3 separate regions of the Mus musculus genome follow, and all the other regions are linked to region 1. Evidence: chromatin contacts called from ENCODE POLR2A ChIA-PET data. All regions are on one chromosome and are shown on one strand. Each heading gives the region's core, a stretch centred on a gene start or an enhancer-like site at or near the end of the contact. The rest is flanking DNA. Distances are from core to core; before and after follow the strand shown. Region 1 holds the start of Tomm40 (translocase of outer mitochondrial membrane 40). Region 2 holds the start of Cblc (Casitas B-lineage lymphoma c). Region 3 holds the start of Relb (avian reticuloendotheliosis viral (v-rel) oncogene related B).

Region 1 (3,370 bases), core at 248-2,747:
AGAAAGTGGTGCTGGGGTGGGCGCCACACTCACCGTTTCCACTCCTACTTGACTTTGTAGGGTAAGAATTATGGATTCCTAAACCCTAACTCCCCCAGGCCCCAAGTAGTCACCCTGGAATTCTTGAGTCTTCCTGTTAGTTTGTCTTTTATGTTTTGATATAGGGTCTTTTGATGCATGCTGGTCTGGTCTTGGGAGTACGATCTTCCCACCTCTGCCCTGGCCAGTGGTGCCATTGGAGTGCTATCTGAATCTTGCTACCTACCAAAAACCCCAAGCCTTTAAGAGTGAGGGGATCTGTATGCATGGAGGAGTATCGCTGTTGTGACCTCTGGAGGGTCAAGGCACCAGAAAGGCTCACCTGGAAACGGTTGCTCAACCCTTTGTTGACTGTAAGTTTGACACCTTCCATCTGAACTGGAAACAGCTCTGCAGAAGAGAGATGCTGTCATACCCCAGATTCTTCTCCCATCCCAAGCTCTCTTCACAAACTCTTATCTCACTAATTCCACCACTAGAGGAACCTTGGCCCTTTGCACATTTTAAACCCAGTGCAGTCACCTCAACTTAGGAAATTCACTCTCCTGCCTAACTTCTCATGCTTACAGTTCTCACCACACAGAACTGTCCTCAGTATTTAGTAAGTTAACACACTTAACTATCGAGAGTAAGAATGTCCTCCCTCTTATGATCAAATTGTCAAAAGATCCTAGGCTAGGATCCTTGGGTCGAACCCCTCACAGGAACATTGGGGAAAACCTCTTGACACCGTGACCTTGGACTATAATTCCCTTCCTGATCACACTCCTGAATCTTGGTGGGGTTGGTCCCCTGGCTCTCAGTACCCTAAGACTTCTCCCTCCTGCTGTGGCATTCTTCCCCAACGAGTTCATCATCTGATCGCAGTTTCGAGCCCCAAGTTCAAGGTCCCACCCTTCCAATCCATCATCAGCTTCCAACGTTCTGTTTAATGATTGCAACGATGTGCGCCAATCCTCCGGGGGGTCCCTTCCCTTTCCCTGGGGCTACTCGGGCCTGGCGCCCCTCACCCTTGCACTTCCGGTGGCACTCCTCGAACGTCCCCGGGTTGGGCAGGCATCCGCAGCTCCCATCTTCCGAGGCCGCCGCAGCGCCGCTGGCCGCAGCCCCGGGAGTCCGTTCCGAACCACGGCCAGTGCTTGACCCAGTGCCCAGGCCGCCGCCGAGCGGCGGCAGAGTGAAGCCTGGCGGCGAAGGAGGCGGCGGCGGGAGCCCCACGAGGGACGGCGTAGGAGGCGGCGGTGGCCCTGCGGGCGGAGAGCTGGCAGCCAACACGTTCCCCATGGTATCTGCGAGGGGAAAGGTCAGAGGGCAGGGATCGGGGCGACACGCACACCCCCGGATGCAACCCCAGGCCCTTCCCACCCAAAGCGGACTCGGCTCTCACTGGCGGCCGCGGCGGCTCCTCTTCCCGGCCTGGGCTCCGCTCCTACCCCGTGCGCTAAGCGCAACCGAACCCGCTGCCGCCGCCGCCACCGCTGTTTTCCCGCCCCATGGATTCTATTGGTTCGGTGTCCTCCGAGATCCGCCCACCGCCCTAGAAGAAAGACATTCTATTGGAGAATTAGCAGGAAGTTCCACCCTTCTGTTGAAGCCCTACTCCTATTGGTTCCTAGTCGAAATCAGTCAGTGCAGCTTCCTCTACCTTCCTATTGGCTCGTGTATCCCAAGTTCATTGGTTCGCGACGCCGCGGGGCTGGAGCTAGTTCGCTATTTGTCGATAGCACACGCATTGACACGCCTACCTGCTCATTGCCCCGCCCTCCTTTTGGAGGCGCGGAGACCCGCCCCAGAAAATGCCTTGACTATTGGTGGACCTTGGCTCAACTCACATTCTAATTGGCTACAGTATGTCTAATGGGCCGGCCATGGTGACGTGCGTGCTAGGTCTCTCATTGGCCAATGCGCCAGGGTCAGGGGACATCAGTAGAGGTGCGTTGCGCTGCAGACGCTGCTAGGCAGCAAGGTCAGGTCTCGCGTCCCGACAGGCACCGCGGTGGAGAGGCAGGGTCCCCGACGGTAAAGCCGGAAGTGCTGCCCCTTCCCACAGTGCCTCGGGAAGGTTTCAAACCAGTTCTGGGATAACCTGCCGGCCTCTGCCTACCCACAATGCCGCTTTCTCCCTTAACGCCGCAGCTGCCTTGACCCCCCCACCCCCTTTTATTTTTTTACCCATCATGCCGTCTGCTCCTTGCGTCACTGTAGCTTCTATCTTTGGCCCATTCATTCCTTTCCCATTACCCAGCATTCATTCCCCCATTCATTGAGCTTCAATCCCTTGGCTCGGTTTAGCTCGTGTCTGCCTGTTCACGTTTCCCATCCTTCCGGCCTTTCTCTAATGAACTATCTTGGAATCTTTTACCTTCTGGCGACTACCCACTACGCCTACAGCCCTCGTTTCTTACTTTGCTTCTGGCTCATTCGTTTAGCTCCATTACCCATCACGCCTTGGGGGCTTCATTGAAAATAGTATTTGCCTCATGATCTTAGACACTTCTTGCATGCCTACCGTTTTTTCTTTTGGTTGATGCGGTTTTGCTTATGACTCATTAATTTCTGGGGCATTTTTTTTTGACTTTTTGGGGAGGGAGGGGAGTCCATTCTCTGTTGACTTACAGATCACGGATGCCTTTCAAGCTTCAGGCCTCATTGTACCCCACTCACTTCACATCTCACAGAAAACACAAGACTTTATCAAAGTAGAAACTCATATTATGTAGGAAATGCTTACAAAATAAAATTCCCAACCCAGATGCCCAGATTCTCCATCACACACACATACACACACCATCCCCTAAAGAGGGATATGTAGTTCTCATCTCACTGGGTAGGGGTTAAAAGAATTCAGTAGTCCTCAGGATAAGAGCAGAGTCTCCCAAACTTGGGGTGGCAAGGCACACTTGCATTAGGTTCTCCCCTCTAGCATTGGACCTGGAATTCATGCTCTGGAGACAGGAACCTGGGTGCTGAGGAGAGGGTGTGAGAAACCTGAGATTCCTGCCTGCAGGAGTAGGTGGAGATGGGGAGGTCCTACCTTACATTGGGGAATCCTCTCCTTTTCACCTTTGGGGAGCAGGGTGGGGAGGGATCAGGTGAGCTTCTGCTGCCTGGAGGGCTCAGGTCTGAGCAACAGGGAGCCCCTGATCCCGTTCTTGCATATCTGTTGGACTCTATTGCCTGAGGACAAGTGCAAGGTCCGATTCCTTTGGGACTTTAAGGGTTCTTGAGATACTGAGTGGCATGGTCAAAGGGTCGTAGTCTTAGGAGTCCTTGGGGGGGGGGGGGGGGTCACAGGTGGTGCAGAAGGATATGGTGAGCTCCCTGCCAAGGG
Region 2 (3,370 bases), core at 344-2,843, 81 kb after region 1:
AACAACAACAAAAGAAATCTGTAACTGAGCAGTGGTGGTACGGCCTTTACTCTCAGAGGCAGAGGCAGGTGGATCTATGTGGGTTCTGGGCTAGCCTGGTCTACAGAGGGAATTCCAGGATAGCTAGAGCTACACAGAGAAATGGGATCCAAAAACAACCAACCAATCTACCAACCAAACAAGAGAACCAGTTTATTACTCTGGGCTGATTGTGGTGCCAGAGCCCTTTGACCCCAGTACTCAGGAGGCAGAGGGAGGTGGATCTCTGTGAGTTTGAGGCCAGCCTGGTCTACAGATCGAGTTTAAAGGCCAGCTGGAACTACATAAGAAAGAAAAAAAGAAAGGAAGAAAGAAAGGAAGAAAGAAAGAAAAAAGAGATATGTATTTTCATTATATATACACACACACATACATACATATATATACACATATATATGCACATGTGTGTCTCTATATATTATACTATATATATATATGTGATATATATATTTATTTATTCAGGCAAGTCACAACAAGGCTAGGGAGCCAGACCCAAATCACCAGTTTAGACCTTGCTCTGGGTTCCAGCTCCAGTTCTATGCAGTTGTCCCACAAGCCAGAGGGCAGGCACGTCTAAGATCCTTGGAACAGACATCTTTGCTGGAACCCAGACAGGTGGAAGTGGAGGTGGGAGTGGGGGCTGGCCTGTTTCTCAGGCTGGACAGGTGGGTCCAACTCATCCTGCCTCCCCAACAGGAAGTTTGCTCTTTTATTTTTTGTTGTTGTTCCGAGACAGGGTTTCTCTGTGTAGCCCTGGCTGTCCTGGAACTCTTTGTAGACCAGGCTGGCCTCGAACTCAGAAATTCGTCTGCCTCTGTCTCCCAGTGGGATTGAAGGCGTGCGCCACCACTGCCCAGCTGAAGTTTGCTCTTCTAGGAGAGACACACGCCTGCACCCCAGGTTCAAGCTGATCTACAAAAGGAAGAAAGGGGGCCTGGAGGCAAGGGTGCTTAAAGGGGGGAATAATGGGGAGGAAGGCTGGACCTGTACTCCTGGGTCTGATGGAATAAAGGGTCTTGACTTTTGGGTCTGATTGAGGAGAGTTGAAGCTTGTACTTCTGGGTCTGAAGGAGGAGGGTGGAACCTGGACCCCTGGGTCTGAGGGAACAGGCGGCTGGTGGCACACAATCCGGAAATCACTAGTTTGTGACTTGTCTCTGAGGTAGGTTAGCGCTCACCTGAATCTGGAGCCCTCCCGGAAAACATCCTGGTTCACGTCCTTTTTGCCTCGGGGTGGCAGGAGCTCCGCCACCTGCCTGCCTTTGACCTCCAGATTGGCCAGGTAGATGGCCAGAAAGTCATCGGCGCCACCGGGACCCTCGGGGTCTTCCCTGGCCTCGCGCCGGGCCTTTGCCACCTCTCCAAGTAGCTGCGCGGTGCGGGGCAGCAGGTCCCGCAGGGACGGGGGCCCCGTGACCATCCTGGGATCCCTGCATTGCTCTTCTAGGCGCTGGAGCAACTTCACCGCCCGGCTAAGCGCGCGTGGCTCGCCCCGCTGCCACCCTCGCGGGGCTGCCGCCGCAGCCATGGGTCCCTCGGGTGGCTTGGGACTGGGACGGAGGGGTGTGGCGGGGAAAGGCTCCAGGTAGGGGCGGGACCAAGAGGGAGCAGGGGGCAGGTCCTGGAGGACCAGGAGGGGACTGTAGGTAAAAGGGGCCGGCCTGGAGAGTCTGAGGGAGGACGGCTGAAGCTGGACGCCTGTAGAGTCTGAGGGAGGAGAGCTGGGACTAGACCCCTGGGTCTGAGAGAGGAGGGCTAGAGTCTGGATTTATTGGTGTTGAGAAAAGAGGTGGTTCCGCAAGTAGGGCTCTGGGACAAGGCACCCTTTCATGAATTGTGGCTGAAGCTGTCAGTCTTTCTTCATAGGGGAGTCAGAGAGCTGAGTCTTCTAAGAACAGAAAGTCAAGTAGTTACTCTATGTCCCCGAGGTAAGGTACTAGAACCACCGGAGTTCGGGCTCCCGTGGCAGGTAAGGGAAATTTAGTTACAGTTTAAGTACCCAGATTTTCAAAAGAGGTGAAAGGGGTGTGGCGGAAAGTGGCGTTCAGGAATGCACAGGGCTGCAGGAAGTGGCTGCCGGGCAGGTTTGCACCCCAACCTGCCAGACCTGTAGGTCCGCCCTGATTATGCTTCAGACAGCCACCAGAGGGCGCCGTGGACACGGTTCTCTCTGCCCCAGGGCACCCAGGGCATCCAGCAAGCCAGCCACCACCCCAGCTAGGCCCGGTACTGACTCCTCAGCCTGCCTGCTCTCTCACTCTCTCCTTCTCCCTTCCTCTCCCTTCCTCTCCCTCCCTGTTTGGCAAAAACTCCAGATCCAGGAGATCTGAAGCCTCTGTCCTCTGAAGACACCCTGGGTAAGCACACACACACACACACACACACACACACACACACACACACACACTTTGTTGTTCTAGCTTTGTTTTTTTAGACAGTATCTCACCATACAACCCTGGGCGTCCTGGAACTCTCTCTGTAGACCAGGCTGGCATCAAGCTCACAGAGATCTGTCTGCCTCTGCCTCCCAAATGCTTGGACTAAAGGCACGGGGCATGCCTGGTACAATATCTTTTATTATTAAAAAAAAAAAATCCCAGCACGATGGAGTCAGAGGGAGACTAATTTCTGATTTAGAGCCAGCCTGGTCTACACATTGAGAGTTCCAGGTAAGCCAGAGTTACACAGAGAAATCCTGTCTCCAAAACAAACAAACAAACAAACATAAAAAATTGAAGTTGAATGTGTTTTCAGATAATTTTAAACCTAATTATTCAGGAAGAAGAGAACAAAGATGTTGAATTATGGTCCAGCCTGGGCTACAAAGCAAGGTTCTGTTTCTAACAACCGAACGGGGTTGGGAATTTGGCTCATTGGGTGAAAGTGCTCCTCACCAATCCTGACAGCCTGAATTTGGTTCTCAGAACCCACAGAGTGGCAGGAGAGAAGGGAGTAATATGAGCTGTCCTCTGACCTCCACATGTGTCCACAGTCATGCACGCACGTAAATAAACAGACATAAACCCAAAGAAAAACAAACTTCTCCCAAACCACCCAATCCATCCCCAACACACACACACACACACACACACACACACACACACACACACACACAAACAAAACCTAACAGAAGGCCCATCTTTGGGATCTTTGGGGCTGGGTTGGGATGTAGCTCAGTTGGTGAATGTTTGTCCAGAACATAAAAAGCCCTGGGTTCCACCCCCAGAATCACAGACATGAATTATAGTGACCTGTGCCTGTTAACTTGGGAAGAGGAGGCAGGGAAATTACCAGTTCAAAGTCTACTTCATCTACATATCAAGTTCGTAGA
Region 3 (3,370 bases), core at 614-3,113, 86 kb before region 1:
ACAGAGAAACCCTGTCTCGAAAAACAAAACAAACAAAAAAGAGAGTAGTAGAAGCAGAGAAAGGCAGAGAGAAGTAGAGAAGTAGAGGCCAGCCATGACCACGTGGAGAGAAGGGGAAAGGGAATGGGGAGAGAGGGGAGCAAGGGAGCAAGATGGAGGGGATGCATCAGCCCCTTTTATAGTGAGCCAGGACTACCTGGCTATTGCCAGAGAAATGTGGGGGTGGAGTACAGACAGAGTACCAACAGACAAAGCTTGCAAAGTGGGTACACTCATTCCCTCTCCACGGGGGCTCCTCCAATCCCATTTCCTACAAGCAGGTGGGCAGGGGCTGTGGGGGTTGCTCACCTGTGGTCCTGGAGACCGTTAGTGACAGGGAAGAGAGGTCACTGGAACCTGTGAGATGGAGACCTGGATTAACAAACAATGCAGGACCAGAGACTCTGATGAGCCTGCTCCTCTCTCTGGCTTGGTCCCTTGAATAAAGTCCCTCCTCCTTACCGAGCTCAGGTGCAGGCCAGCCTTCTCTAACTCCTTTTTTTTTTTCTTGGTTTTTCGAGACAGTGTTTTTCTGTATAGCCCTGAGCTGTCCTGGAACTCACTTTGTAGACCAGGCTGGCCTCGAACTCAGAAATCCGCCTGCCTCTGCCTCCCAAGTGCGCCACCACAACCGGCTCTTCTCTAACTCTTGAAAAAAGTTCTGGCTTTTCGTTTCTGCCTTTGACTCCGCCAATCATCACTCAATATCCGCTACTTTCCCCATTAAGGTGGGACTTGGAGGACTCCTGATGCCTCAGGAAAACCCCCGTCTCCGTTCTTCCCTCAGGGCGAAATCCGAGCCCCAATACTTCGTCACTGGAGAACTTTCCTCTCCCCCATCTCGCTGCAGGCCCCGCCCCTTTTCAATCCCATCGTCAGGCCCCGCCCTTCGTTTTCTAAACAGGCCCTGCCCTTTCCCTAGACCTGCCACTACGCCCCACTTTCCCCCACCCCAACCCAAGGGTAAGTCCCGCCCACTCACTGAGCCACACACCTCTTCTTGCTCTTGGAGCCTGACCCCGCCCCTATTTCCTGTCAAGCACAGTCCTGGATCCTCCTCCTCGAGGTCAGGCACCGCTCCTCCTTAAATCTTGAAGCTGGGCCCCGCCTCTTTCTTTGCCTCTAAAGGCCTAAGCCTTGCGGGAGAAGGGTCCCCCTTGTTTGGAGAGAATAAAGCCACTTCCTCGAATTAGGCTCCGCCCCTTACTCCTAAGAGCAGCCTCACCCACTCTGTAAACCAGAAGCCTCCTCTGAGTTTGCCCCGCCCCTGTGTGTATGGCTCCTCCCCTTCAGAGTTATGCCCCGCCCCTCCTCTCGACCGCCGCCCGGCCCGCCCCCTTCTTTGCCTCAGGCTCAGGCCCCGCCCCCTTCTCACTCCTTAGCGGGACGCCTAGCCTGTATCTCCCCGGCAAGACCCTTCACCATCCTCTACCTTCTGCCTTATCCCTCGCGCAGTGTCCCCGCCACCCTTGTACTCTCCGCACCGAAGCGCGAATCCTGCGGAAACCCGCAGATGACTCCGAGCGCCCCGAACTCCCCGAGCCCGAGCCCCGCCCCAGAGGTTCCACTCTGCTTACCCAAGGCCCCTAGCTCGGGCGCGGACTCTCTGGCAGCGCGGCGACTCGGCATGGCCCGGCCCGTAGGGACCGACAGCCCGAAGGCCAGCTCAGGGCGAGCGCACACGAGGGCAAGCCGGGCAGTCGGACAGCCCGGTCGGCTGGGACGATCACCGGCCGGGCAAGCGGTGCAAGGCTAGGGCCGAAGGCCGGGCTGGACGCACGGCGCCCGGGGCTGCGGGGGGCGCCGGGCCGAGCGGGCGGCGGGCGGGGGCGGGGCGGCGGAATTCCCCGGCGCCGCCGGCCTGCGCACCCATTGGCTCGTACCCCTCCGTGACGTCACGTCAAAGGGAATGGGAAAACCCCCGCTGCTCACGTGACTGCGGGGGCGGGGTCGGCCGGGAAGCGAAGGCTTGGCACTTCGCAGGGTCCGGGTGCGAGTCGCTGCCCATTGCCTTGGCCAAGACCACTGAGGTCCGTCCGGGTCCACTTGCGCCCTACCCACAGAACAAGCTGAGAAATGGGCATTCCATTTCCCCTACGAGGGCTTGAACCTGCTATCTTTCAGGCTGGCAAATGAAGCCAGGAGTGGGAAGTTAGCAGCCATTGATAATTTGTTTGAAGTAAAATTTACATAGGGTCTCATCTTGCCCAGACCGATGACCTTGAACTGCAGATCCTTTTGCCCCCATGGATCCTTCAGATTCGTCCCTCCACAGTGCTGGGACGACAGGCATGAACCACCACCTAGTCTATGCAGCACTGAGTGTTGAACCCAGGGCTTCATGAATACTGAGCTACAGTCCCAGCCCGTTGGTGATATATGGCACCTATAACCTATAGAAACCTATAGAAACTTGTATGTTCCATTCCCCTTCTATCATAGCATGTGTGATCAATGATTCAAGCAACCTACGCATAATTAAGCACTTGCCATATGCTGCAGCCTGTAATGAAAACTAGGGTACAGCATTACTAAAACCAGGCCCACTTCTTGCTCCAGAGGCAGAAAACTGCAGCAGTGAATGATGTGGCACCGGTATCTACTGTTGCACACCAAAGCAAAGAGCATTGTTTTGGTTTTGCTATGTAGCTCTGGTTGACATTGAATTCATGATAATCCATCTGCTTCAGCCTGAGTCCTGGGGATCCCAGGCACCTACCATCACGTCCAGCTTAGAGCAAACCTTTTCTTGCAATGAAAGACATTAGGCTCAGGCTTTGAGAACCAAATGGTCTTAATTTTCAAATGTGCCATCTTACATAAACAGCCAAGGACCAGAAACAGGGATGTGGCTATGTTCTATTAGAACATAATTTGATAAATATAGAAATGGGAATATCATGTAACTTTCACACTGAATCATATTCTTTTTCACTTTGTACCAGAGGGAAATGTTCCAGTGTCATAAGCAAGCCCAGGAGTGGACATCTCCCATAGAATAAGCTTGCCAGTCACACACACACACACACCAATCACTGCTTTCCTTGAGGTTTTCCAACTGTAGTGCTGAGGATGTGGCTTGTGATAGAATGCTTGTCTAGCATGTATGAGATTCTAGGCTGTGTTCTCAGCAGCACACAGAAAGATATTGTAGCCACAATATGCCCATTCTGGACAGACAGAGGCAGGAGATCCACTGACAAGTAGTGAGTTCCACTGCATAGCAGGCCCTTGTCTCAACGCAAACCAACAAAATAAAACAAAAAAGAAGGGGGAGAAGAGGGGGAAAATTGGGCTGGTGGTGTGGCTTAGTGGTAGAGCACCTGCCTAG

Evidence for each region. ChIA-PET counts read pairs that join two places held with the same protein, here RNA polymerase II (POLR2A).
Region 2: POLR2A ChIA-PET joins it to region 1 with 10 read pairs in Patski. The contact joins the promoter of Cblc here to the promoter of Tomm40 in region 1. POLR2A ChIA-PET finds 5 or more read pairs at or near these places in 3 of 5 experiments (Patski and embryonic stem cell).
Region 3: POLR2A ChIA-PET joins it to region 1 with 21 read pairs in embryonic stem cell. The contact joins the promoter of Relb here to the promoter of Tomm40 in region 1. POLR2A ChIA-PET finds 5 or more read pairs at or near these places in 4 of 5 experiments (Patski and embryonic stem cell).

What each region holds. Positions count from the first base shown.
Region 1 is chr7:19,713,932-19,717,301 of GRCm38, forward strand. Tomm40 (translocase of outer mitochondrial membrane 40) reads right to left here and starts at 1,498. Exons shown (of 10, transcript NM_016871.2): 1 at 1,427-1,498; 2 at 1,050-1,328; 3 at 362-429. The coding sequence starts at 1,323. Nectin2 (nectin cell adhesion molecule 2) reads right to left here. Exons shown (of 9, transcript NM_008990.3): 9 at 2,713-3,370. Gm38955 (a long non-coding RNA gene) reads left to right here and starts at 1,533. Exons shown (of 2, transcript XR_881874.2): 1 at 1,533-2,058.
Region 2 is chr7:19,795,216-19,798,585 of GRCm38, forward strand. It overlaps Cblc (Casitas B-lineage lymphoma c), which reads right to left and starts at 1,594. Exons shown (of 12, transcript NM_023224.5): 1 at 1,218-1,594. The coding sequence starts at 1,567.
Region 3 is chr7:19,627,575-19,630,944 of GRCm38, forward strand. It overlaps Relb (avian reticuloendotheliosis viral (v-rel) oncogene related B), which reads right to left and starts at 1,864. Exons shown (of 12, transcript NM_009046.2): 1 at 1,617-1,864; 2 at 349-396. The coding sequence starts at 1,668.